Regions from separate parts of the Mus musculus genome. Here regions 1, 2 and 4 are each linked to region 3. A link is a loop called in an ENCODE intact Hi-C map of the cell type or tissue named here. Cell type or tissue: heart. All regions are shown on one strand. Region 1 has its middle 4.1 kb from the start of Trim61. Region 2 overlaps Marchf1 (membrane associated ring-CH-type finger 1). Region 3 overlaps Marchf1 (membrane associated ring-CH-type finger 1). Region 4 has its middle 10 kb from the start of Smim31.

Region 1 (8,000 bases), 1.4 Mb before region 3:
AGAGAGAAGCACTGAATCTTTGTTCTCTGGGCCTTCCAGAGCTTACGGAGTTGTTCCTTTGACTACATAGATGAGGCGGTTCAAAAGAAACGATGTCTCCATGGCAAACGGGAAGGATCTAAACTAGCTAAAATTAAGGGCAGGATTCTTGCCAAGACCTTAGAGTTGAGTATCTAGCCAACACAGCTTCCTAAAACAGGTGAAGGAAAGGGCAGAGAAAAAGGCGAAGCTAAAGAGAAGGTGATTGTGCCCAGGTGCATCACCTCGACCCAGAGACACGCCTTAATGGGCACCAAGGGAAGACTGCGGTCTGCTGGAGCGTATCTATTGCCTTACGACATATCTAGATATAAAAGAACAAAGCAACAACCCCCGACTGTAAAATCAAAAAAAGCTAAACCCATTGTCTCAGAACGAGAGAGAGCTTTGCAGCAAAGCTTCTTCACACAGCCTGGAGGGCAAGGTGAGGTAACTGAACAGGAACCAGCACCTCCCTGGGTAGGTTTCCATCTTCATGGACCAGCAAGTGGGGCAGTCTACCCTTCTGCAGAATTATGACCCACTCCAAAATTCAAATTCACCAGGGTAGATGGATGGTTATGAAATGGTTGGAGAAATTTGAGGGTAAAACGTTTACAAGGCTGAGCAGAGCCTGTAAAATCGTCTTGGCTTCAAGGGAATTGGGTTCTCAAAGGTCTGAAAGAGGTCTTTCGGGGACACTATCAGGAAGTAGGGACATGCCCTACATAGGGAACTCAAAATGCTGAGATGGGCAAGTCAGTGCCTGAGGCTCTTCTGGGCTATATCATCATCGTCATCATCACCATCACCATCATCAAGTAGAGGGCAAGACAGTGAAGTAGCTTAAATGTGATGTGGTGTCTGGAGTTGGAGAAATGGCTTAAGCATTTGCTGCTCTTGCAGAGGACCACATTGGGTTTCCATCACCCACAGGGCAGCTCACGCTAACCATAACTCCAGTTCTGGGGGACCCGATGCCCTCTGTGCTTCCAAAAGTGCTGGAAAGAAAAATGGTTCAGACACACATACAGGCAAAACACTCAAACATATAAAAATAAGTCATTAACACAAAAATTAAACCTTTTTTTTTATTGTTGAAACAAGGTCTTATTGTGTAGACTTGGGTGTCCCAGAAACTGATCTGTGGATCAGACTAACCTTGAACTCAGAGGTCTGTCTGCTTCTACCTCCTGAGTGCTGGGATTAAAAGCACTTATCACCATACCTGGAAATATTTGAGTCTTGAAAGAACCTCTAGAAAAAAAACTGAAAGGAACCATCCAGTGGAAGAAAGACAGCATTTTCAACAATTGGTGCTGGCACAACTGGTTGTTATCGTGTAGAAGAATGCGAATCGATCCATACTTATCTCCTTGTACTAAGGTCAAATCTAAGTGGATCAAGGAACTTCACATAAAACCAGAGACACTGAAACTTATAGAGGAGAAAGTGGGGAAAAGCCTTGAAGATATGGGCACAGGGGAAAAATTCCTGAACAGAACAGCAATGGCTTGTGCTGTAAGATCGAAAATTGACAAATGGGACCTAATGAAACTCCAAAGTTTCTGCAAGGCAAAAGACACCGTCAATAAGACAAAAAGACCACCAACAGATTGGGAAAGGATCTTTACCTATCCTAAATCAGATAGGGGACTAATATCCAACATATATAAAGAACTCAAGAAGGTGGACTTCAGAAAATCAAATAACCCCATTAAAAAATGGGGCTCAGAACTGAACAAAGAATTCTCACCTGAGGAATACCGAATGGCAGAGAAGCACCTGAAAAAATGTTCAACATCCTTAATCATCAGGGAAATGCAAATCAAAACAACCCTGAGATTCCACCTCACACCAGTCAGAATGGCTAAGATCAAAAATTCAGGTGACAGCAGATGCTGGCGTGGATGTGGAGAAAGAGGAACACTCCTCCATTGTTGGTGGGAGTGCAGGCTTGTACAACCACTCTGGAAATCAGTCTGGCGGTTCCTCAGAAAACTGGACATAGTACTACCGGAGGATCCAGCAATACCTCTCCTGGGCATATATCCAGAAGATGCCCCAACTGGTAAGAAGGACACATGCTCCACTATGTTCATAGCAGCCTTATTTATAATAGCCAGAAGCTGGAAAGAACCTAGATGCCCCTCAACAGAGGAATGGATACAGAAAATGTGGTACATCTACACAATGGAGTACTACTCAGCTATTAAAAAGAATGAATTTATGAAATTCCTAGCCAAATGGATGGACCTGGAGGGCATCATCCTGAGTGAGGTAACACATTCACAAAGAAACTCACACAATATGTACTCACTGATAAGTGGATATTAGCCCCAAACCTAGGATACCCAAGATATAAGATATAATTTGCTAAACACATGAAACTCAAGAAGAATGAAGACTGAAGTGTGGACACTATGCCCCTCCTTAGATTTGGGAACAAAACACCCATGGAAGGAGTTACAGAGACAAAGTTTGGAGCTGAGATGAAAGGATGGACCATGTAGAGACTGCCATATCCAGGGATCCACCCCATAATCAGCATCCAAACGCTGACACCATTGCATACACTAGCAAGATTTTATTGAAAGGACCCAGATGTAGCTGTCTCTTGTGAGACTATGCCGGGGCCTAGCAAACACAGAAGTGGATGCTCACAGTCAGCTAATGGATGGATCATAGGGCTCCCAATGGAGGAGCTAGAGAAAGTAGCCAAGGAGCTAAAGGGATCTGCAACCCTATAGGTGGAACAACATTATGAACTAACCAGTACCCCGGAGCTCTTGACTCTAGCTGCATATATATCAAAAGATGGCCTAGTCGGCCATCACTGGAAAGAGAGGCCCATTGTACTTGCAAACTTTATATGCCCCAGTACAGGGGAACACCAGGGCCATAAAGGGGGAGTGGGTGGGCAGGGGAGTGGGGGTGGGTGGATATGGGGGACTTTTGGTATAGCATTGGAAATGTAAATGAGCTAAATACCTAATAAAAAATGAAAAAAAAAAAAACTGAAAGGAATATTTTGATGCCCTTAAAAGATACAAGCAGGGAGTCAGAGGCAGATAGATCTCCGTAAGTTTAAGGCCAGCCTGGTCTACATAGTGAGTAGCCAAGGCTACATAAAACATACCTGTCTCAAAAAAAAAAAAAAACAAAAACAAAAACAAAAACCCTAAAAAGAAGAAGAAGAAGAAGAAGAAGAAGTAGTAGAAGAAGAAGAAGAAGAAGAAGAAGAAGAAGAAGAAGAAGAAGAAAATCCAACCCAAACAAAACAAAACAAAACCAAGTCAAAAAAAAACAAACAATAAAATGAATAATATAAAAGTGAGAAGATAGACAGAAGGTAGTAGGAACCAGAGGAGTAGTGATGTGGTGCTGATAGAGTCCTAGGTCTTTAAGCATTTGTGTGAGTGTGCAGGTCTACCATGTGTGTCCCAGGGACTTGGCAGCTAGTACCAGTCACACCACTTACACTGTTTTGTTTTGTAATTGAGACAGGATCCCACTGTATAGCCTGGCCCGCCTGGAACTTGCGCTATAGAAGACCTGGCCTTAAACTAGTAGAGATCTTGTATGCATCCTGAGAACAAGGATTAAAGACATGTGTCACCAAGCCAAGCCTGGTACTTATCCATTTGGGGTTGTGTGTGTGTTTGTGTGTGTGCGTTGAGACTCTCATGCAGCCTAGGCTAGTCTCAAACTTTTCCTCTTAATTTTTTTTTATTTTAAAGATTGATTTATTTAGTTTTATGCATGTAGGTGTTTTGTCTACCTGTTTATGTCTATGCAGGACTATCTATGCAGTCCTCACGGCGACCACAAGAGGGCATCAGAATCCTCGAAACTGGAGCTAAATTGTTAACCACTGTGTAGTTGCTAAAGAGTGGAACTTCAGGTGCTTTTAACCACTGAACCATCTTTCCAACCCCCAGCTTTTATCCTCTTGCCTTAGCGTTCCAACTGCTATGATTACAGCCTACAGCCCTGCGCCTAGCTAACACTCAAGTTGTCAACCGGACTGAAGCGATTTCTCCATCCCAGATAGAAAAACCCAAGCCTTAAGACCTCCATCCACGTGCATGCTGCGGCTTGTGCGAGTCCACAAATGTGTGCATGCGCACAAATACATACATGCATACATACATACATACATACGAAGAAGAGAGAGTTTGTGGCAATCTGACTTTCATGCTTCCTCTTTCAGTGAGCCTGCAGAGTTTACCACCGTGTGAGTTAGCTCCTCAGTCAAGAAATATCTTTCATGGCTATTACTCCTCAATGCTCTGTAACCGTGCTCTCTGGCTGTCCCATCTGACTGTAGCAGATCCATCTCCTTGCAAGGACACACGGCAGACTTTTTGTATGCTGTATAAAATGGATGTCTACGAGCCGGCACAAACAGTTATGTCTTTGTACTTTATGCTATAGAGGTGGCTTAGCTTTGCCTTTCAACCATGTCTCCAGGACTTCAAATCCAACCCTGCCCTGTTCTCTATGGTTTGACCTCCCTTTCTTCTTCCTTCCTTCCTTCCTTCCTTCCTTCCTTCCTTCCTTCCTTCCTTCCTTCCTTCCTTCCTCTCTCACCAGGGTTTCACTAAATATCCCAGACTGGCCTTAAACTCATTATGTATCCTAGGCCATAACAATAATATTTAATAATTAAATCCTGGTAGGGGAGTGGTTTTTCTACCCACCCTAGTGCTTTACATTCCTGAATGAAGGACACACACACACAGCCTTTATATCTTGGTGTGCCTTATACAACACAATAGCTGGACCATTTCCTCACCTCCATGTGGTTAATCCACCTCCCGCTGATAATCCCGAGTTATTACTTACTAAACCCTATATTCTATCTTGGCTGCCCTACACCCAGAGAGCTGCCTTCTGTTTTGCCCTCTCTTGGCTCCATCACGTGGTGGCCATGCCTCTCTGTCCTGCACTCTTCTCAGGCATGGCGTCTCTCCTCCCCTCACTCTCGCAGCTCATTATGGCAGATCCCCTTCTCCTTTCCCTTCCTCTCTGTCCCAAGCCTGGGAAGTCCTAAAAGCCCTGTTTCTGTCTGCTCTGCCCAGCCATTAGCTACCAGCATCTTTACCAGTCAGAACCAACTGGAGGCAGGGTCCCTCAGTGTCTTATGCACGGATTTGCAGACTCTCTTGTGCAAACAACTTTGGGGATCCATATTAGCATTAGGACACTAAGCAGCATTAGGCCAAACCCACAATACACTAGGCTGGACTTGCTTCAGTCCTCTTGCCCGAGCCTCTCAAGGGCTGGGAGCAACAGGAGTGTCATCACAGGTGTTGTTACCACAGATATGTGCTACCAGGCCCAGCTAACTAGAATATCTGAATATCCTTTTTTTTTTTTTTTTTTAAAGATTTATTTAGTTGTGTGTATGGTATGTGTTCTGTTTTCCTGAAGATCTGCATGACAGAAGAGGGCATCAGACCCCATTATACAGATGGTTGTCAGCCACCATGTGGTTGATGGGAACTGAACTTAGGAACTCTGGGAGAGCAACCAGAGCTCTTAACCACTGAACCACCTCTCAGCCCCACATCTGAATATCTTTCAAGGGAAATATCTTGATTCTCTTTTAACTTACAAGTGTAGAAGGTTTTTTTTTTTAAAAAAAAAACAGATTTATTTATGTATATGAGTACACTGTAACTATCTTCATACACACCAGAAGAGGGCATCAGACCCTATTATATAGATGGTTGTGAGCCACCATGTGGTTGCTGGGAATTGAACTCAGAACCTCTGGAAGAGCAGTCAGTGCTCTTACCTCTGAGCCATCTCTCCAGCCCCAGGTTTAGAAGGTTTTTGGTTTTGGTTTTTCAAAATGCACTAAAGGCTTTAGCAGATGTGAGGCATTACAGCCATTTCTATTTTGGCTTATGTGTATTTCTACTGCTCTTATAGAGCACTGGAACTTGGCTTCTAGCACCCATGCTAAGAGGCTCACAAATACCTATAACTCCAACTGGGATCTGATGATACCACAAATAAGAGAGGGCATTTTTTTAAACATTTGTTTATAATCTTTTTCCATCCTAAAAGACAGTGTTTTTGTTTGTTTGGATGTTTTGTTTTGAGGTGTTGTTGTTACTTTGTGTTTGTGGGTGCTTGGTTTTACTTGGCTTTTTTTGTTTGTTTGTTTGTTTTTTGTTAGTTTTGTCTTTGAGGTAAGGTTTTTATCTGTAGCCCTGGCAGGCAGGTCTAGAACTTACCATGTTGCCCAAGCTAACTTCAAACTCACAACAATCCTCCTGCCTTAGTGTTTTAGTTAGGTTCCTGTGAAGAGACACCAGAACCAAGGCAACTCTTATAAAGGACAATATTTAATTAAAGCTGGCTTACAGGCTCAGAGTGTCAGTCCATTATCATCAAGGCAGGAACATGGCAGCTTCCAGGTAGGTATGGTACAGGAGGAGCTCAGAGTAATTCTACATCTTGCTTCAAAGGCAAACAGGAGACTACTGCCTTCCAGGCAACTAGGAGGAGGGTCTCAAAGGCCACCCCCAAAGTAACACACTTCCTCCAATAAGGCCACCCCTACTCCAATAAGGCCACACCTCCAAATAGTGCCACTCCTTGGGCCAAGCATATTCAAACCACCACACTCAGCTTCTAAAATCTGGGATTACAGACATTGAGCCACCATACCCCACTCCCAAATACATGTAATAAAACTCTGATAGCAAGCCAAAAACCCAGGATAGTGTCAGATTTCCTAATTTCAAAACAACTTTGTGGTGGTGCTATGGATGGTAAATTCTTTTTTTTTTTTTTAATTAGAGCACTTTTAATTTATTCTTTGATGATTCACACATGTAAACAATGTATCTCTATTGTAGGTGTAGCCCGGGTTGGCCTTTCTCTAGATGCATGATCCTCCTGTCATGACTTCTTCAACACATCTTCCTGACCTGTGCTACCACACCCTGACACACTGTTTACGTAATAAGCTCAGACTTCTTTATTCATAAATAAGGGCGAATGTTTTAGTGATTTCTCTCATTCTGATATGTGTACAAAGCAAAAATTCTAGCAAACATGTGAATTTGTAAATTTATTTGGCTTTTGAAACAGGGCCTCCTTGTGTGGCCTACTCTGGCCTCCAACCCCCAATAATCCTCCTGACTCAGTCATCTTGAGTAATGAATTTACAAGCAGATGCTACTGTACTTGGTTTGAATTTGTAAATTTCTTTTTTTTTGAAGGTTTGCTGAAGCCATATCATATTTTTATCATATCCATAAGGACAATGATTCTTTTTTTAAAGGTTTATTTATTATATGTAAGTACACTGTAGCTCACACACACCTCAGATACACCAGAAGAGGGCATCGATCTCATTGCAGATGGTTGTGAGCCACTATGTAGATGCAGGGATTTGAATTCAGGACCTCCAGGAATAGCAGTCAATGCTCTTAACCACTGAGCCATCTCTCCAGCCCAAATTTGTAAATTTCTTATCTGAAACTGAATTAAAAATGTGTGATACAAAGCCATCATCAGTCTTTAAATGGATACAGACTAAGAACAAGTTTGATCACTTGGGAATCCTTAGAAACTAGTTAAAACGTAGAGAGGATAGTCTAAGTTCTTAGTGATTTATTTTTTATTTGCATGTCTTCTCATTACTGGCTAGCACCAAAGTTTAATCAGAATGATGGGCAGGCATCTATCAGATGCAGATCTGCTCTTCACACTGGTTTATTGTGTATCTGTGAGTAGTTTTATATCATGGTGCACATATGGAGGTCAATGTTTCCTTCTTCCAGCATGTGGGCCCCAAGGGTGGCCTCATGTCCTCAGGCATGGCTGAAAGCACCCTTATCTACAGAACCATCTTGCTGGCACCTAGATTTTTTTTTGAGAGAGAGAGAGGGGGAGAGAGAGGTAGTGAACAGGGTATTATTATGTACCCCTGGCTGCTTGTAACTTGCTATGTTGACTAA
Region 2 (8,000 bases), 110 kb before region 3:
ACATTTCCCTGATGGCTAAGGATGTCTGCCACTAGAGATTCCCCTGAGAGAATTCCATTTAGATCTGTACCCCATTTTTAAAATTGGGTTATTTGGGTTGATAGTGTCTAATTTCTTGAGTACTTTATATATTTGGGATATCATCCCTCAGTCAGATGTGAGGTTAGTGATGATCTTTCCCCATCCTATAGGCTTCTCTTTTGTCCTACTGAGGGTCTCCATTGCCTTACTGAAACTTCTCAGTTTCATGAGGTCCCTTGGATTCTAGTGCTTGAGCTATTGGTGTTCTAGTCAGTAAGGTGTCTACTGGAGACACAAAATCTTTTGCAATGGTAAATAGTGATCATTTTAGTTTATATTGATATCTGTTCCTCATAGGGAAAGATTCATTATGTATCCAACTGTTACAAAAGGGAACTGGGCAAACAGATGCATAAATGCTCTAGGTTACTGGAAGGGAAAGGCCTGGGGCAGTGAACAAGTGACCCCAGAAGAAATGAAGACAAAGACATTCCTGTATTTCAGCTGGTTTGTAGGTCACCCTGACCCTTTCCTTGTCCAGGTGCATGAGAGGAAATACTCAAAGACTCAGAAGGAATCTAGAGCCCCTATGTTTGTTAACCATTATATTGTCAAATCCTAATGCATTTGCATGACCCAACATTTATTAAATTAGTGGTTAAGTATTTTAGAAAATTATTCTTGACATTTACTGAATGTAAAAGTTGTTGAATCAATAAAATGTGAAAATCATAGACTTTTAAGCTGAAATAAGAGAAGACAAAGAGGAGGAAGGAGAAACAAAAGAAAGGTACAAAAGAAAATGTGTAGTCAGAAAAATGTAAAACAAAATGAAAGTGCATATGAGGACATAAGAATATGGATATAATTTCCTATGTCTTTATTCAAATATGTATCAAATATTTATTACCAATTTATAAGTTTATCTTATTTCAATATATATAATTTTATGTATAAAAATTAATTTGTCTCACTTTAATTTTTGCTTTCTAGTTTTTATATATGGTTTAAGAAACCCTTATCACATGCTTAATTATTTAACTTTATAGTTATACTTTTATACTGATCTCTTTCACACAACCTAGACGTTATTATGCATGATAGTATTTATGATTAGGAAACCGTATTTTTGCAAGCAACTTGAAAATATGTCACATATGTTGACTATCTCCATATTCTAAAAGTATTGTGGATTGTAATTTTATCAGAGATGGCTAACTGAGGCATTACAAAACTCATTTCCTTAAAGACTTTGAAGAGTTAACAGAACATGGTGAAGTACCTGGCTATGCTGTGGCTACACTTCCCCAGGAAGCATTCACCAACTTCATAAACAGCTGAACAGTTGAAACTTGGATAAACCAAAGTTAGAGCCCTGGACATACTTCTCCAGTACCCAGGAAAGTTAGTCTTCCTTTCAATAACTAACTAGTCAAGGCTAAACCCAAGATCTGAGTGTGAAAATGAAGTAGACACAGCCTGAAACAATCCCTGGAACAGGAGTCATGCAATCATGGAGTGTTAATGGCACCATGCCCCTGACTTTGCACAATCTTAAATTCACTCACTATTATGATAGCCACTGAAGGCTAAATAGACAATGAGACACGTTAAGACAAGCCATGGTTCAATCAGAAAATGGGAAGCCATTGTGTCTAGTCCAGGTGTAGGGTACTTGCCAGAGTGGCTAAAAGCTCTTCCCAATCTTAGATCTGAGAGCCTGGAGGCCTGGGAAACTCTCATAGATAGTCAAGCTTCTCATGAACAGGATACCACAGGAGGGCTTCTCAGGGTCTTCATAAAAGCTGCTGCTGAAAATTTCAAGAAATTATCTGTGGTTCCCACAAAGTACCTCATTGTACAGAAGGGAAGTAGAAAACCTAAAAAGCTTACCAGAAAGCCACCACAATTCTCAGGTTAGCCCATACATTCAACTGAAAATACTTATGAAGGATGAACTGTGAATTTAACCTTTTAAACTAATCCAAAGCCTTTCTCACCAAAAGCTATTGGGAGAGAGAGGGGAGTGCAATAGCATCCTAAGTCATAGCTTACTCTAATTTCTGACTTGGGATAAGCTAATTCTTCCACTCAAGCCTTTGCCAATGCTGTACTTAAAAAATAAACTACTCTGCTGTCCACCTGCCTTCAGAATGTCATCTTTATCAAACAGCAGAGTTCTTCACCTTCCCTCAAGACTATCTTGTACTCGTCACCTCTGGAATCAGGCATTCCTCTGAGTCATGCTCTATCATGTAAATATCCTATGGCTTATTATGAAATAGTGTTTTTCTAACTGATTCTTACCCATGGGTTTCACCTGAAACCCTAACCATTACTTTTCGTTTTCTTAAGGTTTTATTTTAAATTCGTGGGTGTTTTGCCATCAAGTACGTCTGTATACTATGTGCTAGTCGGTTGCTTGTTGGATCCTCTGGAACCGGAACATAGTGGGCTACCATGTAGGTGCTGTGAATCAAACATAAATCCTCTGGAAGAGAAGGAAGTGCTATTAACCACTGAGCCATCCTCTAACTGTTCTTAAGATAATCACTATTCTTTAATGTTCATGTGTTTGTGTGTGTGTGTGTGTGTGTGTGTGTGTGTGTGTGTGTGTGTGTGTGTGTGTGTGTGTATAGAAAGCCTCACTGTGTAAGGTTAGTATTGCAACACTAATTAAATAAAATTCATCAGTTCATTTCTAAGTTGTGGGAACCTGGACATCCTGAATACACCCATAAAGCTATAATGAAATTTCCCTCATGTTCTAGCTGCTCATACCAAACAGAGTAAAATAAAATCACAGACAGTTTGCCATATACTTATGTATCTAAGGACCACAACTCAGTTCCTCTGTGACAATATGCTTCCTAACTGGAAATGTTTGGCAAAGTTATTATAAGGACTTGGTAGTCATTTATTCTAAAACAAAAGGTTCCAAATAAGCTTTCCAAAAGGTGACAGTATCCCTTCACAATAGTGAGGAAAAGGAGCCAGCATAGATGGCCATCAGCAGACGAAGGAATAAAGGAAAACTAGAACATGCAAAATAATATTTTATTCGGCTGTAAAGAAAGGTGAAATAATGAATGGGTAAAGGATTCATCTAGAAATTACTAAGCAAAACAACTTAGAAAGACCAACATTACATGTTCTATATCATATATGGACCATGAATTTTAAATTTTACTTGTGTGTTTTGTAAGGAGGGTAAGACTTGGTTGTGGAACTTGAAAGTGTATCAGGAGAAGATAAAAGAGGCCTAATTAAGGAACGAGGGGGAAAAGGATGGAAAAGCAACTGAAGACAGAAGGGCACAAGGCAGGAAGTGAGAGAGGATTGTGAAGAGATAAAATATAAGTAATAATAAATCTATAACTTTGTATGCTTACTTAAAGTTTAAAGAAGCATTCTTTTTAAGTTGTTTCATTACAATATTTGTGTGTGAACATGGAGAGTTGGACTAGAGGCAAATGTCAAGATACGCATGTAGACCTCAGAGGGCAAGTCGTGGGAACTGATTCTCCCCTTCCATCCTATGAGTTCCAGGGATCTAACTCAGATCTTCAGGCTTGAGGACCAGTGCTCAGTCTTGAGACCCACCCAGTCTTAGTACCATCCTGAAGGAACACTCTTAAAAACTGTACTCTTACTGGTTAGGGGTGGTACTTTGTGACTATTTTCACTTCTCCATTCTGAGACTTTGTCTAGTGTGAAGTTGTATGTATCTTATGAATGCCATCACCGCCTCTATATACCAACACTGTCGTATCTGGGTGATCCTGTTTCCTTGGAGGCATCCACCATGTCTGTCTCTTATCATCTTTACCTCCTTTTTCTCATAGATCCTTGCACCTTGAGGGGTGGGGGAAGTCTCATTTAGGCTTGAGTGTTCCCAAGTCTCTCTGCCTATATATTGTCCAGTTGTATGTTTGTGTGACAATTTCCATGTACTGTAAGAAGCAACTTCTCTGATGAGAGTTGAGTGAGTGACAAACCTTAAACCAGTTTTCTCCAATGGACTGTTCCTAGGTATAGCAACCACTCTTTGCCTAGGAGTGTGTGTGTGTGTGTGTGTGTGTGTGTGTGTGTGTGTGTGTGTGTGTGTGTGTGTGTTTACATGCACACATTGTTTTGTTTTGCTATTTTAATTTTGGCATATTGGGGCTTTTTTTTCTTCCATTTTTTTTTGAGAGAGAGAGAACATGAAGTTGAATAAGTAGCTGGGTAGGGAAGATCTGGGAAAATTGGAAAAGGGGAATGAGTAAATCAAGATTTATTATATTTTATTATATATTTATTAAAATATTTTAATTATATTTTTCCATCCACTCTAAAAATTTTTTACAATAATGGACACCATAAAGCTACATGTTTCTTATAAAAGTACTCTAAAATGATGGCTATCTCTGCCCTCTGGAATATTATGTAAATTTGGTGATTTTTAAAAATATAACTTAAATCTTAATTTAAAATGATGAGAAATAAATTTCTGTATTTTGACATCAAGAGAAAGTTTTATGTCTTACATGATTTTCAATCTTTTAAAATTTATTTTTATTAATTTTTAATAATAATTCGTTATATTTATTGTTTTTATTAATTTTGTTACTACTATTATTAAAGCCTTTGGTATATGAAGGAAACTAAACATAATGAAGTATTTTTCTTTAGTTGGCTGGTATGCCCAATTTCAAGCACACTCAGAGCCTGTGAATGTTTTTGAAAATAGAGCCCTGTCTTAGTCAGGGTTTCTATTGCTTCACAAACTATCATGACTAAGAAGCAATTTGGAGAGGAAAGGGTTTATTTAGCTTACACTTCCACATTGCTGTTCATCAAACAAAGTCAGAATTGGAACTCACAGAGGGCAGGAACCTGGAAGATGGAGCTGATAGAGAAAACATGGAGTGGTGCTGCTTACTAGATTGCTTCCCTTCACTGTGAGCCCTCCCTCCTGGATCACTAATTGAGAAAATGCCATACAGGAAGATCTCATGGAGGCATTTCTTCAATGGAGGCTCCTTTCTCTGTGATAACTCCAATGTGTATCAAGTTGGCACACAAAACCAGCCAGTACAAGCCCTTTATGCACCTTCAGTATAGCTTCAGTTTGTTCCTGGAGTTCAAATACATTTCTTGGTTCCAGGATGTCTGCAGAAAATAACAATGCTGGTTTAAAAAAACCAATACAGTACTTTTTAGATTGATCTCTGTCTGTCTCTCTCTCTCTCTCTCTCTCTCTCTCTCTCTCTCTCTCTCTCTCTCTCTCTCTCTGTGTGTGTGTGTGTGTGTGTGTGTGTGTTAAGACAGAGGATACCTTGCAGGAATCATTTCTCTCCCTCCCCTCCACTGTATGGATCGTGGGGATCAGATTCAGGGCCTTGGGCTTGTTAGCAAGCACTTTTCCCCTCTGCTGATTTTATCAAAGGGTGGCTTTAAAAAGAATAACCTGAACACATTTTGTCTATGAAATTCCCCTGTGCTATTTTCGTCACCAGATATTAAGAAAACTACCAGCAAGGCAACCGCTAGATGCACTAGGACAAAAAAAAATCCTGCTTCTCAAACGACTTAAAGCCAAATTATAAGATGAAAATAAGGAAAGTTGGGGTTCTCTGTGTTCTCTTTACTTTTCCTAAAGTCATATTTTAAACTGTTTTTAAATTATGCTTTAAAATGGGAACCTATAACAGTGGTCAGAAACAGGAAGTGTAAAGCAGAACCTGTAGGTCTGTGAAACAGGCCAAGAAGCACATTTCTGAGCATCAAGTCTTATGACCTGATCTCCTCTCATGGTCCCTCTGCTCCTGACAAATAAACATGACACTGACAATCATAATAGCTGGCCAATCGACTCATGAAGTAAGCATGGTGAAGCGAATAGGGAGAAAGGATGGATGTTAAAGAGAGATGGCAGTGCTCTGAACACTAAAAGCAGCCCTGGAAATGTCCTGATAACAGATGCAAGAGCACTTGCCGTAATACCTACACCACATTGACATAAATCCCAAGGGCTTTTGAAAATTATTAATTTCCATATAATAAAATGTACTTTCTATTACTGGCCAAGTACTTACTTAAAGATGAGAATCAGTCACAGACTAAATGAAGCGCCTGAGAGAGAAAATGTAATATACAGCTGCATGATGATGTCCAGAATTTTATCAAGCCAAGTGACTTTATCAGACAAAGTATGTCATGTTCACATGATACAACAGTTCAGATATTCTGGCTAACCTAATTCTCTGCTCCTGAGCTAAACCAAGGGAAACACTTTGATGACTTGGGATTTTCACTAACATCTGTTCTGCATGTTTTGTTGACTGGATAACATGCTCAGCAGGTAATTCTGAAACATCAAACACTTTACCCTGTGAGGTTTATTAAGTGTGTTCTCATGCATCATGCGCATTACTGTCCATCTGAAGGGGTTGGGGAGAAATGCTATGCTGAGCCACCAATATACAGCCTCAGCAGTCATCGAAATATTGAAACCTCTGTGAGATTATCTTGGTAGTCTTTTTTTTTCCATTTTTTATTAGGTATTTAGCTCATTTACATTTCCAATGCTATACCAAAAGTCCCCCATACCCACCCACCCCACTCCCCTACCCACCCACTCTCCCTTTTTGGCCCTGGCGTTCCCCTGTACTGGGGCATATAAAGTTTGCAAGTCCAATGGGCTTCTCTTTCCAGTGATGGCCGAATAGGCCATCTTTTGATACATATGCAGCTAGAGTCAAGAGCTCCGGGGTACTGGTTAGTTCATAATGTTGTTCCACCTATACGGTTGCAGATCCCTTTAGCTCCTTGGCTACTTTCTCTAGCTCCTCCATTGGGAGCCCTGTGATCCATCCATTAGCTGACTGTGAGCATCCACTTCTGTGTTTGCTAGGCCCCGGCATAGTCTCACAAGAGACAGCTACATCTGGGTCCTTTCGATAAAATCTTGCTAGTGTATGCAATGGTGTCAGCGTTTGGATGCTGATTATGGGGTGGATCCCTGGATATGGCAGTCTCTACATGGTCCATCCTTTCATCTCAGCTTCAAACTTTGTCTCTGTAACTCCTTCCATGGGTGTTTTGTTCCCAATTCGAAGGAGGGGCATAGTGTCCACACTTCAGTCTTCATTCTTCTTGAGTTTCATGTGTTTAGCAAATTGTATCTTATATCTTGGGTATCCTAGGTTTGGGGCTAATATCCACTTATCAGTGAGTACATATTGTGTGAGTTCCTTTGTGAATGTGTTACCTCACTCAGGATGATGCCCTCCAGGTCCATCCATTTGCCTAGGAATTTCAAAAATTCATTCTTTTTAATAGCTGAGTAGTACTCCATTGTGTAGATGTACCACATTTTCTGTATCCATTCCTCTGTTGAGGGGCATCTGGGTTCTTTCCAGCTTCTGGCTATTATAAATAAGGCTGCTATGAACATAGTGGAGCATGTGTCCTTCTTACCAGTTGGGGCATCTTCTGGATATATGCCCAGGAGAGGTATTGCTGGATCCTCCGGTAGTACTATGTCCAATTTTCTGAGGAACCGCCAGACGGATTTCCAGAGTGGTTGTATAAGCCTGCAATCCCACCAACAATGGAGGAGTGTTCCTCTTTCTCCACATCCACGCCAGCATCTGCTGTCACCTGAATTTTTGATCTTAGACATTCTGACTGGTGTGAGGTGGAATCTCAGGGTTGTTTTGATTTGCATTTCCCTGATGATTAAGGATGTTGAACATCTTTTCAGGTGCTTCTCTGCCATTCGGTATTCCTCAGGTGAGAATTCTTTGTTCAGTTCTGAGCCCCATTTTTTAATGGGGTTATTTGATTTTCTGAAGTCCACCTTCTTGAGTTCTTTATATATGTTGGATATTAGTCCCCTATCTGATATAGGATAGGTAAAGATCCTTTCCCAATCTGTTGGTGGTCTTTTTGTCTTATTGACGGTGTCTTTTGCCTTGCAGAAACTTTGGAGT
Region 3 (8,000 bases):
CTTAGGAACAGCAGTTGAAACACTTGAATGTGCATAGTGGGAATGTGGCTGCAATTGGGATATAGAGATGAGGAAATGCTAGGCAATAGTACATTAAAGACACAGAAAATGAACAATTTAGAAATTGGAGATGGTTATCATTAGCAGAGAAAAGGATGGCCACAACAAGTGGTCCTTTTTCTAAAATGGAAGTAAAAAAATGATGGCCACCATAGGAAAGTTGTGATATTTGACTAATAATGTAAGTTTAATAATCTGAATGTTATTGCTAAAGATGATCATAGGTAGGCTTACATGGAAAGAAGATGGGGCTTGGAGAGATGGTTCAATGATTAAGGGCACTGGCTGCTTTCAAAGAGGACCCAAGTTCAAGTCTTAGCACCCACATGACAGCTTACAACCATCTGTTACCTCCAAATTCAGGAACTCCAATGGCCCTTCTGACCTGTGTAGGCAGTAGGTACTCAAGTGGCACACAGACATGCATGCAAGCAAGATGTCCAACACATAAAATTGAAAAGAATTAAAAAAAGAAACAAAGAAAAGTCATTATCAGATTATATACTAGTGATGATGAAAACATTTCAACTCTATTAAGAAAACAAATATGAAGGCAAGGAAAGGTGTTAAGTATGAAATTAATACAACTTCCTTTTCAAACTTCACGTCAACATATGGAGAATGCATTCGTTATCCAGTAAGTTTTCAGTGTGGAAGCTAGAAAACAAGGTGAACTCACATAGCTGCTGCAGGGACACAGAAGAATCTCACTGAACTGCTGTGAGGGTTGAAGATGCAGGCTGTAGTAGAATTGTCTCTCCATAGATCTCCACTTCATTAGTTGAGCAGTGAGAAGAGAACTTCAGTTATTATGGAAAGAAGCCTCATACAGATTAGCAAACCGGAGTGAATAACTAAAAAGCCAATGATGGCTCATGACTTTGAGCTGCCTAATGTCAGCCAGGTTTGAGAACTGTATCTGAGAGAGGAAAAGTCAGGACTTAGAAATGTTGGCAGTGGTCAGAAAGTCTCCAGAAGTCTATATAGCACTACAGCAATGGCTGAATAGATGGCACAACATGAGTAATCATTAAATTCTGTTAAATGAAAGAAGCCAGAAAGAAGAATGTGGGTTACATCATTCTATGTCTATGACAGAGCATAGCATTAGGGGCTAGACCTAGTGGCATATACTTCTGAAACAGATCACTCTACAGTGAGGTGCTCTCTCAGAAATAAGTAAAAGCATAGACTCAAAAAAGGTCACAAGGGCTGGACAGATGGCTCAGCTGTTAAGAGCACTGATTCTCCAGAGGTCCTGAGTTCAGTTCCCAGCAACCATATAGTGGCTCACAACTGTCTCTAATGAGATTTGATACCCTCTTCTGGCATGCAGTTGTACATGTAGATAGAACACTCATGCACATAGAATAAATACATCTTTTTTTTTTTTAAAGAAAGAGAGAGGTTACCACAGGGAACAGGAAATCTTTACGCTCTTAGATATGCCCATGGAACCAGTGTGACTAGGAGAGCTGTGTACACACCCAACATGAAAATCAGAAACAAATTTACAGCATGATTTTTCTTTTTCCATATTTGTTTTTTTTTTAACTCAATTGTGTGCTTGTCAGGCATGAAGTTTGCAAATGACACCATGTCACAATGTCAAAAGTTACATAAGCCTACAAAGAGTGACCTCGAGTTTAGCTTAACAGACTGTGTTGATGTTCACAAGTGAGTAAACAGGTTAAAACTATAAATGTCTACAATTTGATACATTCAGTCTATGTAGCAATTATATCTTGATAAAGCTGTTGTCTATCCAAGCAGAAAGCATGGGTAGGTAGATCCCATTATTAATTTCTTGCATGTCCTTATAAGAAATAGAGATAGTATCTCCAAAGCCTTCCTCTAGATAGTTCAGGTTGGCCTCTGGATGTACAAAGGCCCTAGAGCATCATAAAAGGGTGTGTCATCCTGGCCATGCAGAGATGTACTTGAAGAAGCATGCTAACATGGAAGGAAATACTCTGTTAGACAACCAGTGGATGACTCCATTCCTGAGCTCTGCTAGAATGAGGAACCATGTGCTTGAGACGCAACACAATAGTCTTAGGAAAGGACAGGAGGTCTTTGAGAGGGGATTCAAGCCCTGTGCAGATCCTGTCCTTATCTTGTTTTTAATTTTTATTAACTTTTAAATTAGCATACAAAATGCTGAGTTTCACTATGACATTCCCATGCATATACGCCAACCATTGATTGCAGCTTGCACGTGCTCTCCTCACTACTTGCCCTCATCCCTCCTCCTTGTCTTGCTGATCCTCTTCCCTCCCAGTTGTGCCCCTCCAGATCTCTTATCACATAGCTATCTGTATATATTTAAATGTAGATTCTGTTTATGAAATGAAATACATATTTATCTTTCTTCTTCACTTTGCCTTACTGTCCCTTGTCCCTTGTTTCTCCTCCCTGATCATCTCTTAACACTGTCTCCCAGAGTGGTCCTTTGCTGGTCTGTTCTCCAACTGTTTCCTACGCAACTGTCTCTGCAAGGGTTTATCCTCCTTATCATCTTCTGACCACTGCCTCCCTCTGTGTATATGCTCACTCTCTCCTGCAGTTCTCTGCTCTCTTCTTAGGTCAAAGGGACCATTTTTTCTACATTCTGAATCATTAGCAACTCCCCAAATCCCCACCCCATCCTTCAAGTGCTAAGAAAACAAAACAAAGAGACACAGAGTTATGAGAATATTTTAAAAGGTTTGAATTGCTTATATTCCAGCGTATTCGAATGTACATACAAAGATAAAGATTGCAGATGAAATTAGGGGTAATTTTTATCTGTTTTACATTTCTATGTTTTATAAATTATTTCTAGTGAATAGGCAGTTGATAAAAAAAATGATAACATTGTAAAAGACATAGACACAAATTTCCATGATAGAGGCGAAGTCAGTACCAAGAGAGACAAGTGAAAAATAAATGGGAAAGTAGTATTGGGTCAATAGTTGAAGGGCATGGTTTGTTTGGACTGTACAGGGACCTTCTGTCCTCACAAATAAGAAGAAGGGAAGTGAGAGGGCTCAGAGCAGTTAAAAATATGCACTTAGTCTGAAGACAGGAAGTTAGGGGAGTTTACCCGTTAGGAGTATCCGTGTTCTCCAAAGCAGAAGTGATCTTTGAGCAGACCTACTGTCACATCAGGACATCCTCTCTTCGGGAATACTGTAGGAGTTAGAAGTTTTCCCCCTCCTGTCCCCATCACCCTCACAGCTGCACAAATGGCCTTTGATGACCCAGAGAACCCATGTTCAATGTAACTGGAGATTTGCTTGACTGTAGCACATTTGACCAGCATGACCTGAGACTTTCCCATCCCTGTCTCCCGCCTGCAAGTGCCTGAAGTTTATTTTCTATTTCTGCATAGATCATCCAGGCTGGCCTGCATCTCTTCCTGTGACTCTGAGCTTAGAGACTAGTCAGGTTGTAGAGTTCACCTCACATTTGGTGAGGTCAGCACCAGCAAAAAGAAAATGCCATCTTGAAGCAGGGCTTGCCACCTTTCCCAGCTGTGCCTCCTCCCTCTGCTTCCCCATCCTCTTCTCCTCAGAAGGAAGGACAGACATACTATTTGCATGCTTTATTCCAGAAGAGGTCAGCTTACATCTGTGTCCCCCATGGTTTCGGTTTCTGTGTCACGTAGTCATTGTGAAACTTCTTTAGAAGAATTGTATGAAGGACATCCCGGAATACCATCCACTTTTATCTGGCCACTAGCCAGGCGACATCAGTCCTGAACTCTGTACTCCTTGATGCTGACTGAGTAGCAAAGGCATTCATGGCCATCTGCACACTTGTTCCTCTTCCTGGGCCTTTTCTTCTCAGGCACATCCTCAGCCAAATCTCTGTTCCACACAGTACTACCCAGTTTAAGATATTCTAAAATTCCCTGCCCCTTCCCCTTGTATCACAGTCTATCAGAAGGTATTTATGATCTTCAATAGAACAGAGATACTTACAAAGAAATGTCAAAGAACCATGCTCCATTTTCAACTTGGTAATTGAACTTTGCCTCTTTGGTGGTTTGCTGTTAGTTTCACTGGTTACCATTTTTTTAGTTTTTAATTTTGTGTGTGTTTGTGTACTTGCACACATGTGCACATGTTTGCTGTTGGACGTGTGTCAAGGTCAGAATGACCATGAGAATCAGTTCTCTCCTTCTGCCATGTGGGATTGGGACATTGGACTCCAGTCACTGGGCTTTGCAGCAGACACCCTATCCTACTGAACCATCTCACTCACCCTGATAGGTTGCTTTTCTGAGGTAGGGTCACACTCTGTATGTAGCCCAGGCTGATCTAGAATTCATATAACAGTCCAAACTGGCCTCAAACTTGAGGCAGTCCTCCTGCCTCAGTTTCCTGAGTTTGCTGCGATTAAACACGGACAACCATACACAAATCTTTGGGGATTTTCTAGTTTTGTTTTGCTTTCTTTTAATTAAAAACTATTATAAGAATAAGGTCAGACTATGCAGTAATTTCTCCCACCAAGATGGGATCTAGTGATCTACAACAGCTAATGCTTCAGTAGAGAAAACAGTTCCTTATTGAATAAACTCATTAATAAATAGTAAACCGTAGTAATAAGTAGGAATGAATGACATAGAGAAGGAAACACTGTTAACCTAATTTCATAAAATTTCTAATTGGAAAGAACAGAATGTAATAAACTACTAAATAAGTGCTTTAAAATAAGTGTTCCTCGAGTAAGTATTATTTTTCTCCTTTATACCTTCCATGCGGAGAATTAAACCCAGGGCCTTGTATATGCCAAGCCAATGCTATCCCACTGAGTCACAATCCTAGCCCCCAAGATTACTCTTAAACATTAGACAGAAAAGTGGAGCTGTTATTGAAGGGGAATGTTGCCAGGTCTTAGAAAATTCCTCACAGGAATTTGCAAGCCTAAGGGGCCATTATAGGAAAGAGAGTATCTAGGCACAAGTTCTCTAAGTCCCAGAGAAATCACTCTGGCATTCCTCACACCTGTGTTAGATCCTGAGGCCTCCTGGGGCTGTCCTTATTATAAACCAATTTCTCCCTGAAGAGTTTGACCATGGTAGAATGGAACAGAGTTCCCCTTCGGATGATGCCAATACTAGCACAAAAGTGTCTGTCCCATATGTAAGTGAGCGTTTCCCGTTTTTCTCCCACTTAATTAGTCACTCTTCCTGTTGCTGTGACAAGACAACCATTTCCAACAAAATAAGCATCTTGAGAAGGGTTTGTTTTGGTTCATAAGTTGAAGTTAGAGAGAAGGTGATAGGGAAGGCATGATAATGGGAGCATAAGTCAGTCAGTCACATTCCTAGAAATAAAGAATAATCAAGTTTTAAATTGCATTCTTATTAATGCAAACATGTGTGAATGCCTGTGTACATACATGCATGCCTCTGTGTGTGTGTGAGAGAGCATGTGTGTGTGTGTGTGTGTGTGTGTGTGTGTGTGTATGTGTGTGTGTGCGCGCGTGCTCATGAGCATCTATGTGCAAGCATGCATGCATGCATGCGTATCTTATGAAGCATTTGTAGAGGTCAAATGACAACTTTGTAGAGTTTGTTTACTCCTTCAACCTTTGACCAGGGATTGAACTCAGATCAGTGAGTTTGCTCAGTCAATGCAGTAGGTGATCTGTACCCTCTCACCAGCCCCACTTTCTCCTTTTTATTCAGTCTAATACCTCGGCCTACGAAATGATGCCAGAGACATTCAGTGTGGGTATTTTCACTGCAGTTACCATGATCTAGAAATTCCTTCATGGACACACCCAGTAGTTTGTTTCTTTAGTGATCCTGCATTCTGTCAAGGAACAATATTACTAACCACCACTCCTAATACCAAGTGAGCTGAGAATCAGCCCTGAGAAGTGGAACTCATTCCAGTAGGGGTGCATTGTTTGAGAGTAGAATAAATAAGTCACACATCATATCAAAATACTTTTAAAACTGATTTTAGACATGTTAACTGAGACACTATTCATTTAAAAGTGGTACTAGATCTGAAACCTGAATCAATAAGTGACATATTAAAACTGAACTAGCTTCATTTAAGATCCAACACAACATTTGCAGATTTATTTCAAAATCTTAAGTGATTAAAAGACTCTCTACCAATAAAATAAAATAAAATGAATGAATGAATAAATAAATAAATAAACTCTCTAAATTCTGTGCAATATTGAGATGTGAGGGTAGCATTGAGTCCAGACAGGATGGGTAGATAAGAATGTTTTTGATTCATGAAAATAAGCATAGACAAAAGGAGTGTCCATAGAATTGAGCTTATTGTGAGTGTGTGTAGGGAGGATAAAGAGACTTTCCTTTCTCTTTGCTGCCATCTAAAGGAATATTCTAGAATGATATTTAACAACAGTGAAATGCCGTTGAAAAGCAATATAAGAGCTTATAACATCAAAGCCTATTATCTCTTATTGATGTGCAATTACACAGTCTCCTAATCTAATAAACACTCCAAATTTCACATCTGCCACCCCAACCAGTGATTTTCTTTTCCATCAACTAAAACAACCCTGTCCATTGTGATATTTCTTCATTAGCTCCTGAATTAAAAAAAAAAAATCTGTCACCTTAGTTTCATGTTCTAAGCCTTGGTTTCTTTGTCTAGAAAATGAGGTATTAAAAGTGAGCAGTTTAAAATATCTTTTTAAATTGGGCCAGGAGGTAGGCAGATCTCTGTGAGTCTGCAGCCAGGCTGCTCAATACAGTGAGATCCAGGGCAGCCAGGCCAATGTAGATAGACTCTGTTTCAAAAATCAAACAAACAAAAGTAACACAATAATAATAAAAGATAGATAGATAGATAGATAGATAGATAGATAGATAGATAGATAGATAGATAGATAGATGTCTTACCAGGCCTGGAGGTACATATCTGCAATCCCAGTACTTGGAAAGTAGAAACAGGAAGATTATTTCAAGTTTGAGACCAGCTTGGTTACATTCAGAGTTTCAGCCCAGCTACAGCAAATATAGAAAATATCTTCCCCAAGAAACCAACAGTCTCCGAATACTCCTAGTCTTTCAGTCTGCTTGGGAAATGGAAAATCTCTTCTACATCCAAGGTTATGACCACCAAGTGACCACAGAGCAGCCCCCACAGATGCTGTGGAAAATCACTAAAGAAGAACAAGAGACAGGCATGGCAGAAATCAACATGGGAGATGGACTTCCAGAGGGGAGTATGGTCAACTGACACATGACTGTGTCTATTCCAAGGGTCCTTAAATCCACAGGGAAGAGAAACTGTGCATGTTAGAAATGCGATCCAGTTTCTCCTGTGTGCCTACACACAGGCATCTGCTGTGCGTAAGTAAGCATCCCATGGACACAGCACCACACAGTTTCTAATCTACCTGCGGCCTGAGGCAGAACCTCTGGGAGAAAGCAGGACAGCCAATATTTTTAAAGAAACTTTGTTTAATCTGTTGATTTGATCTTTAACTAATTTGTGTTTTTACCATGATAATGGCAGCTCAGACACAGGTAGCCTGCAGGAGAATATGAAAAAGCTGGAGGAATAGGATCACTAATACGAAGCTATGATTATGTGTCTGGTTAGTTCTCTAAAATATTTCCTTAAACACTTCCTTTCTTTGGGATGCAACTCTCAGCCTTTACCCTACACAAAAATCATTTGCAGCACATGGTAACAATGCATATTCCTAGGTTTCTACCCCCCAAGTCATGAAACCATGATGCAGTCCAGGAATTCACCATTTTAACTGCTTACCCAATGGATTCATGCAGATGTTTCTAAGTCACATATATTACTGCCACCTCAAGATAGATTTATGAAAAATACATCTCTCTCTCTCTCTCTCTCTCTCTCTCTCTCTCTCTCTCTCTCTCTCTCTCACTCACTCACTCACACACACACACACACACACACACACACACATACTGCTCACAAATC
Region 4 (8,000 bases), 1.3 Mb before region 3:
TGGGTCTTAGTCTGCATAAAGATGGGGAAGCTGGCTGAACACCAGCTCATGACTCTGCTTCCTGGCTGAGAGGCTTCCCCAGCTCCTGCCTCCAGGGCTACTTAGCCATAATGGAGTGCACCTGAGAGCCAGGGTGAGTTGCTTTTGGTCAGGGTATTTTTTTTTTTTTTAATCATAGCAATAGGAAAAGTAACTAAGAAAATTAACATTCCCAATCCTTTAAAATCCTGTTGCAAGTAACCCAGGCCTCTCTTCCCTTTTCCAGGAACAATAACTTCACTTGAAAATAAATGTAGGGTTCTTCTTTCTTCCAATTCATTTTTTATTAGTTTTTCCAGCATTTTGGGTCCCTGTAACCATCTCACTCATGGCTTTGTGTCTTTTACAGACTTGGTTAAGTGTCAAGTTACTGTGAAAGCTGTTGAAAACCATGGGATGAAGGTACCATTACAGGAGCTGGGATTGCAGCACAGTAGGTCGAATGCTTGCCCGACATGCACAAAGACCTGGCTCCAATTCCCAGCATTGCATAAAACAGACTGAGTGGTGCACACCAGCACTAGGGAGGAGAAGACATGAGGATCGTGAGTTCAAAGTCACCCTTCATATGGTAGAGTCTTTGACCTGGGCTACTTGAGATCATGTCCAAAAATGATTAAATGAAGAAAATAGAACATACACTGGGTGTGGTGGTGTATGCCTTTAATCCCAGCACCCACAGTGTGATGGATCTCTGTGAATTCAGGTCTACAAAGTGAGTTCCTGAACAGCCAGGGCAACACAGAGAAACCTTGTCTCAAACAAACAAATAAACAAACCATCAAACAAACAAAGCAAAAAAAACAAACAAACAAACAAAAAACCTACCACCTTACTTAAAACCTTTTGATCATTATTCCTGTTGGTTGTATTTTCCACACAGCTCCTAGTCTTTGCATGGACATTGCCACCCACTGAAGCATCTCTGATTAGGTCATGATGAGGGCTTGATGACAGCCAGGCACACTATTTCAGTAGTCAGTGTATGATGGAGGGATGGTCTAATGCCGTTGGTATGTGGATATTTTGTGTTGTTGCTTTTTTTTTTTTTTTTTTTTTAAATAGTAGAGTACTGTCTGTTTGGTTTGTCTCAGGGTAGTTGGAATAGTTTTTAGACTAGCGCCCTAAAGAGAAAAAGCCCACTTTAACCTGTGGTCAGATACTACATCTAGTGAATAGGAGATACATAACACTAGGTTCTGACAGCAGCACAGGAAAATTCCCTCACTTTTTATGTATTTAGAGCTTTTTTACTCCAGGGCTGCAGAGACGACTCAGCAGTTAAGAGCACTTACTCCTCCTGCAGAGGTTCTGGGTGAGACCCAGACCCATATAACTCCAGTTCTAGTGGATCCAACAGCCTGATCTCCACAGCACTATGCACATGTGATGCATATACATTCATGGAAAATAAACAAATCTTTTGGGGAGTAGAGAATTTATCAGTGGTTAAGAGCACTTGCTGCTCTTGCAGAGAACTCAGTTGGGTTTCCAACTTGCATGGTGGCTCACAATCACCTGCAACTCCTGTTCCGAGGTATCTGACACGCTCGTCTCATCTCCCCAGCACCAGGCATATACATAGAGTCAGGGAAAACATATACATAAAAGTATAAAACCTTTAAAACTCGGAAATAGAGTCATCTCTCGCATAATACATCCCAACCACCGCCCCCCACCCCCCACCCCCAGCTCCCTCCAGCCTCCTCTCCTCCCCAGATCCACTCGCTGTCCATTTCCTCTTCAGAAAGGGGCAGGTTCCTAAGAAAGGAATGCCAAACAGGACACCACAGGATACAATAACACAGGATGAGGTTGGATAAGGCAACCCAGTAGGAGGAAGAGTCTCAGGAGCAGACAAAGGAGCCAAAGACATAGCCACTCTACTGTTAGGAATCCCACAAGCCCCACTGAACTATAACAGCTGTGACATACGGAGATGACCTGGTACAGGTCCATGCTGGTCCTGGGCTTGCTGTCTCAGTCTCTGTGAGCCCATGTTAGCCCTGCTTTGACGATTCAGTGGGAAAACGTTCTCCTGCTGTTATCCATCTCCCCTGACTCCTGCTGTCTTTCCTTCACCTTTGCCCCTGGGTTCCCTGATCTCTGAGGGGAGGCACCTGACAGAGACCTTCTATTTAGACTTTCTCTCCCCATAATATCTGCCTGTGGGTCTCTGTTCCTGCTCTCATAGGCTGCTGCAGGAAGCCTCTCAAATGACGATTGGACCAGGCACTGACCTGTTAGTGTGGAGAGTATCATTAGGAGACATTTCATTGACCCTTTCCCCGTCTCTGTCATGCGTTGTTTTATCGTAACACTAGGTATCCAACATCCAGTCTCTATCATCCAGGCAGTGCAGGGCAGGGGCTCCCTCTCTTGGGATGGGTTTCAGTTAAACCAAATACTGGTTGGCCACTCTCACATGCTCTGCACCTATATTGCCCCAGCAAAAATCTAAAACTTTTTACTTCATAGTAATAATGCTAAAATTCAGAAAATGTCACAGGAGAAAAGTTTCTTGTTTTCATTCCTATTTTAAAGGTGGTTCCGCTATTCTCACTGAAGAGAAGTAGTGTTCTTGGCCAGTGTACCCATCCACAGAGATTCTATGCATATAATCTAATAGTGTGCCTTAAAAAGGCACAGTAGGGATGTTATAACTCGTAATTTTTAATATTTAAAACTTCCGTTTTCTACATCTTGGAGATTATCCTATGCCATGAACACTTTACATAGTTATGAAGGCATATTAGTTTGAAATCTTTGATATTTACGTCTGTTTTGAGATATGTTCTTATTCTATTGAGCTGCTATTCCAATGAGATGTTCTTTTAAGTTGCTACACTTTAGATACACTGCTCTCAGCCCACCTGATGTGGTTGTTTACCTTTATTGTCATACTAAAATATTGACAATCACATCATTTCTATTCTTTAACATATTCAAAAATTGGATTATAATTAGATCATTTTACCTTCCCTTTTCTCCTTCCAAACCCTCCCATGTCCTGCATTTTTGATCTCTTTCAGACTCATGGGCTCATGTTCCTTAATTTTTAACCTGCTCAGCATGTGTAATGTTACCTGCACATGTCTTCAGGGATGACCATTACATATTGATAACCAGCTGCTGTGCTCCTCCCAGCAGAAGCCCCTCCCACTCCCAGCACTCCTTAGTTGTCTGTAGTTCTTTGTGTAGGGTTTCGGTCTTGTGGGCTTTCCCCATCCACTTCGGCATGCCTAGTGTTGTCATCTTTGTTCCAGTCATGTATGTGCAGTCATGTTGGTGAGCTGTATTGGTGTAGTGTCTGACATAGGAGGCATAGTCTCATAACAGATTCCCTGATTCTCTGGAGCTGACAATCTTCCTCGCTCCTCTTCTGCAATGACTCTTGAACCTTAGGTACAGGAGGTGTATTGTAGATATATGCATTGGGATGGGGCTCTACAACTCTGTGTTTTGAATAGTTGTGAAATCATTTTAAAGTTAAAGAAATATCTTTAAAAAGCCAAGCTAGCATAGACCACTAGATGGTGCTACCTTCACAGAGAACTGAAGTAGATATTTCTCTCTCTCTCTCTCTCTCTCTCTCTCTCTCTCTCTCTCTCTCTCTCTCTTTCTCTCTCCCCCCCTCTCTCTTGCTCTCTCCTCTCTTTCTGTCTCTGTCTGACTGCCTGGGCATTGCTCTCCAAAGATGTGATGACTTTTCTCTTCCTAGCTATTTTATGTGTTATTTATATGTATATATGCATCCTTTCATAAAAATTCCCTTATACTGTGAATTACTATCTAGAACTTTTAAAAACAAGATCTTGGGAGGCAAGGGCAAGTGGATCTCTGAGTTTGAGGCCAGTCTGGTCTACAAAGAAAATTCCAGGACAGACAGGGCCACACAGAGAAACCCTGTCTCAAAAAACAAAACAAAATAAAACAACACAAACAAAAAACAACCCCAAACTACCACTACCACTAACAACAACAATACCCAGGATCTCACGTAGCACAGGGTGACCATAAGTTCATTGTTATCCAAGGATAACTTGTGATCCTCCTGGTTTCACCTGGGGTTACAGGTGCTGGGGTTACAGGTGCTGGGGTTACAGGTGCTGGGGTTACAGGGGTGTGCCACTATGCTCAGTTTTATGCAGTTCATGGGATGGAACTCAGGGCTTTATACATGGTGGGCAAACATTTTACTAACTAAATTACAGCCAACTCTTACTTAGAATTTGAAAAAGAAATTCTAATACGTAATTAGAATTGTTCATAACATTTGTTGAATGAATAATTTTAAATTGTGAGGAGGGTAGGGCGTAGTGGCAACACCTTTAATCCCAGTACCCAGTTGACAGAGACATCTGCTTCTGTGAGTTTGAGGCCGGCTTGGTCTTCATAGTGAGTTCCAAGATAGCAAGACCACCACCACCACCACCAAAACAACAAAAACAAATTGTAAGGATGTTATAAGTTCACCATACTTTATTTTATCTCTGAGAGCAATAATTATGTTGTGTTTGGGATCTGGCTTATACCAAAATTAACATAAGGCAAGATACCACCAGGTATCTATTAAGTTACTAAGAGATACCCTAATAGAACAGTCCTGGTGCACCAGGTATAGATGTTTATATCGGACATCACTGTCTCATCTTTAAAGGCATGATGTAGAAGTCAAGCTCCTAGCAAGGCAGTTGATGTGTTAACATGCTGTTCTTTTTATTTTTTTTCAGTTTTCTCTTTTTTTTTATTTTTGTTTTTTTTATTAGGTATTTATTTCATTTACATTTCCAATGCTATCCCAAAAGTCCCCACCCGCTCCCCCACCCACTCCCCTACCCACCCACTCCCACTTTTTGGCCCTGGCGTTCCCCTGTACTTAGGCATATAAAGTTTGCCTGTCCAATGGCCCTTTCTTTCCAATGATGGCTGACTAGGCCATCTTCTGCTACATATGCAGCTAGAGACATGAGCTCTGGTGGGTACTGGGTAGTTCATATTGATGTTCCACCTATAGGGTTGCAGATCCCTTTAGCGTCTTGGGTACTTTCTCTAGCTCCTCCATTGGGGGCCCTGTGATCCATCCAATAGCTGACTGTGAGCATCCACTTCTGTGTTTGCTAGGCCCCGGCATAGCCTCACAAAAGACAGCTATATCTGGGTCCTTTCAGCAAAATCTTGCTAGTGTATGTAATGGTGTCAGCGTTTGGAGGCTGATTATGGGATGGTTCCCTGGGTATGGCAGTCTCTAGATGGTCCATCCTTTCGTCTCAGCTCCAAACTGTGTCTCTGTAACTCCTTCCATGGGTGTTTTGTTCCCAATTCTAAGAAGGGGCAAAGTGTCCACACTTTGGTCTTCATTCTTCTTGAATTCCATGTGTTTAGCAAATTGTATCTTATATCTTGGGTATTCTAAGTTCCTGGGCTAAAATCCACTTATCAGTGAGTACATATTATGTGAGTTGTTTTGTGATTGGGTTACCTCACTCAGGATGATGCCCTCCAGGTCCATCCATTTGCCTCGGAAACTTGAAGTTCTTATCATAGAGATCTTTCGCTTCCTTAGTTAGAGTCACGACAAGGTATTTTATATTACTTGTGACTATTGTGAAGAGTGTTGTTTCCCTAATTTCTTTCTCAGCCTGTTTATCCTTTGTGTAGAGAAAGGCCATTGACTTGTTTGAGTTAATTTTATATCCAGCTACTTCATTGAAGCTGTTTATCAGGCTTAGGAGTTCTCTGGTGGAATTTTTTTTTTGATTTATTTATTTATTTATTATATGTAAGTACACTGTAGCTGTCTTTAGACGCACCAGAAGAGGGCATCAGATCTCATTACGGGTGGTTGTGAGCCACCATGTGGTTGCTGGGATTTGAACTTCGGACCTTCGGAAGAGCAGTCGGGTGAGCCATCTCACCAGCCCTCTGGTGGAATTTTTAGGGTCACTCATATATACTATCATATTATCTGCAAAAAGTGATATCTTGACTTCTTCCTTTCCAATTTGTATCCCCTTGATATCCTTTTGTTGTCGAATTGTTCTGGCTAGAACTTCAAGTACAATGTTGAATAGGTAGGGAGAAAGTGGGCAGCCTTGTCTAGTCCCTGATTTTAGTGGGATTGCTTCTAGCTTCTCACCATCTACTTTGATGTTGGCTACTGGTTTGCTGTAGATTGATTTTATCATGTTTAGGTATGGGCCTTGAATTCCTGATCTTTCCAACATTTTTATAATGAATGGATGTTGGATTTTGTCAAATGCTTTCTCCGTATCTAACGAGATGATCATGTGGTTTTTGTCTTTGAGTTTGTTTATATAGTGGATTACGTTGATGGATTTTTGTATATTAAACCATCCCTGCATCCCTGGAATGAAACCTACTTGGTCAGGATGGATGATTGTTTTGATGTGTTCTTGGATTCGGTTAGCAAGAACTTTATTGAGGATTTTTGCATTGATATTCATAAGGGAAATTGGTCTGAAGTTCTCTATCTTTGTTGGGTCTTTTTGTGGTTTAGGTATCAGAGTAATTGTGGCTTCATAGAATGAGTTGGGTAGAGTACCTTCTGCTTCTATTTTGTGGAATAGTTTGTGAAGAACTGGGATTAGATCTTCTTTGAAGGACTGGTAGAACTCTGCACTAAACCCATCTGGTCCTGAGCTTTTTTTGGTTGGGAGACTATTAATGACTGCTTCTATTTCTTTAGGTGATATAGGACTGTTTAGATCATTAACCTGATCTTGATTTAACTTTGGTACCTAGTATCTGTCTAGAAACTTGTCCATTTCATCCAGGTTTTCCAGTTTTGTTGAGTATAGCCTTTTGTAGAAGGATCTGATGGAGTTTTGGATTTCTTCAGGATCTGTTGTTATGTCTCCCTTTTCATTTCTGATTTTGTTAATTAGGATGCACTCCCTGTGCCCTCTAGTGAGTCTGGCTAAGGGTTTATCTATCTTGTTGATTTTCTCAAAGAACCAGCTCCTCGTTTGGTTGATTCTTTGAATAGTTCTTCTTGTTTCCACTTGGTTGATTTTGCCCCTGAGTTTGATTATTTCCTGCTGTTTACTCCTCTTGGGTGAATTTGCTTCCTGTTTGTCTAGAGCTTTTAGGTGTGTTGTCAAGCCGCTAGTGTGTGCTCTCTCTAGTTTCTTTTTGGATGCACTCAGAGCTATGAGTTTTCCTCTGAGAAATGCTTTCATTGTGTCCCATAAGTTTGGGTATGTTGTGGCTTCATTTTCATTAAACTAGAAAAAGTCCTTAATTTCTTTCTTTATTCCTTCCTTGACAAAGGTATCATTGAGAAGAGTGTTGTTTAGTTTCCACGTGAATTTTGGCTTTCTATTATTTATTTTGTTATTGAAGATCAGCCTTAATCCATGGTGATCTGATAGGATGCATGGGACAATTTCAATATTTTTGTATCTGTTGAGGCTTGTTTTGTGACCAATTATGTAGTCAATTTTGGAGAAGGTATCATGAGGTGCTAAGAAGAAGGTATATCCTTTTGTTTTTGGATAAATTGTTCTGTAGATATCTGTTAGATCCGTTTGTTTCATAACTTCTGTTAGTTTCACTGTGTCCCTGTTTAGCTTTTGTTTCCATGATCTGTCCATTGGTGAAAGTGGTGTGTTGAAGTCTCCCACTATTATTGTGTGAGGTGCAATGTGTGCTTTGAGCTTTACTAAAGTTTCTTTAATGAATGTGACTGCCCTTGTGTTTGGAGTATAGATATTCAGAATTGAGAGTTCCTCTTGGAAGTTTTTACCTTTGATGAGTATGAAGTGCCCCTCCTTTTCTTTTTTGATGACTTTGGGTTGGAAGTCGATTTTATTAGATATTAGAATGGCTACTCCAGCTTGTTTCTTCAGACTATTTGCTTGTAAAATTGTTTTCCAGCCTTTCATTCTGAGGTAGTGTCTATCTTTTCCCCTGAGATGGGTTTGCTGTAAGCAGCAGAA

The links. A loop is a pair of places that touch in the nucleus more often than their neighbours do. Peaks named below come from ENCODE experiments on the same cell type or tissue, not always from the same donor. Only the 100,000 strongest peaks of a DNase experiment are listed, where the experiment ranks them.
Region 1: a loop joins it to region 3, with 4 times the contacts of the local background. A loop is called at or near these places in 8 of 42 quality-filtered maps.
Region 2: it touches region 3 in a loop (4-fold over the local background); 26 of 42 quality-filtered maps call a loop at or near these places.
Region 4: a loop joins it to region 3, with 5 times the contacts of the local background. A loop is called at or near these places in 14 of 42 quality-filtered maps.

Annotation. Positions count from the first base shown.
Region 1 is chr8:65,018,826-65,026,825 of GRCm38, forward strand. No RefSeq gene overlaps it. Among named protein-coding and RNA genes, the nearest start is that of Trim61, 4.1 kb to the left of the region's middle. In heart, a CTCF peak has its summit at 3,838 (motif pointing right); no DNase peak of the experiment used is centred here.
Region 2 is chr8:66,328,680-66,336,679 of GRCm38, forward strand. The region is part of intron 5 of Marchf1 (membrane associated ring-CH-type finger 1); the gene reads left to right. Among named protein-coding and RNA genes, the nearest start is that of Tma16, 150 kb to the right of the region's middle. In heart, no CTCF peak of the experiment used is centred here; no DNase peak of the experiment used is centred here.
Region 3 is chr8:66,434,951-66,442,950 of GRCm38, forward strand. All of the region lies in intron 7 of Marchf1 (membrane associated ring-CH-type finger 1), which reads left to right. Among named protein-coding and RNA genes, the nearest start is that of Tma16, 48 kb to the right of the region's middle. In heart, a CTCF peak has its summit at 6,412; a DNase peak (open chromatin) is centred at 3,771.
Region 4 is chr8:65,135,681-65,143,680 of GRCm38, forward strand. No RefSeq gene overlaps it. Among named protein-coding and RNA genes, the nearest start is that of Smim31, 10 kb to the left of the region's middle. In heart, a CTCF peak has its summit at 3,567 (motif pointing right); no DNase peak of the experiment used is centred here.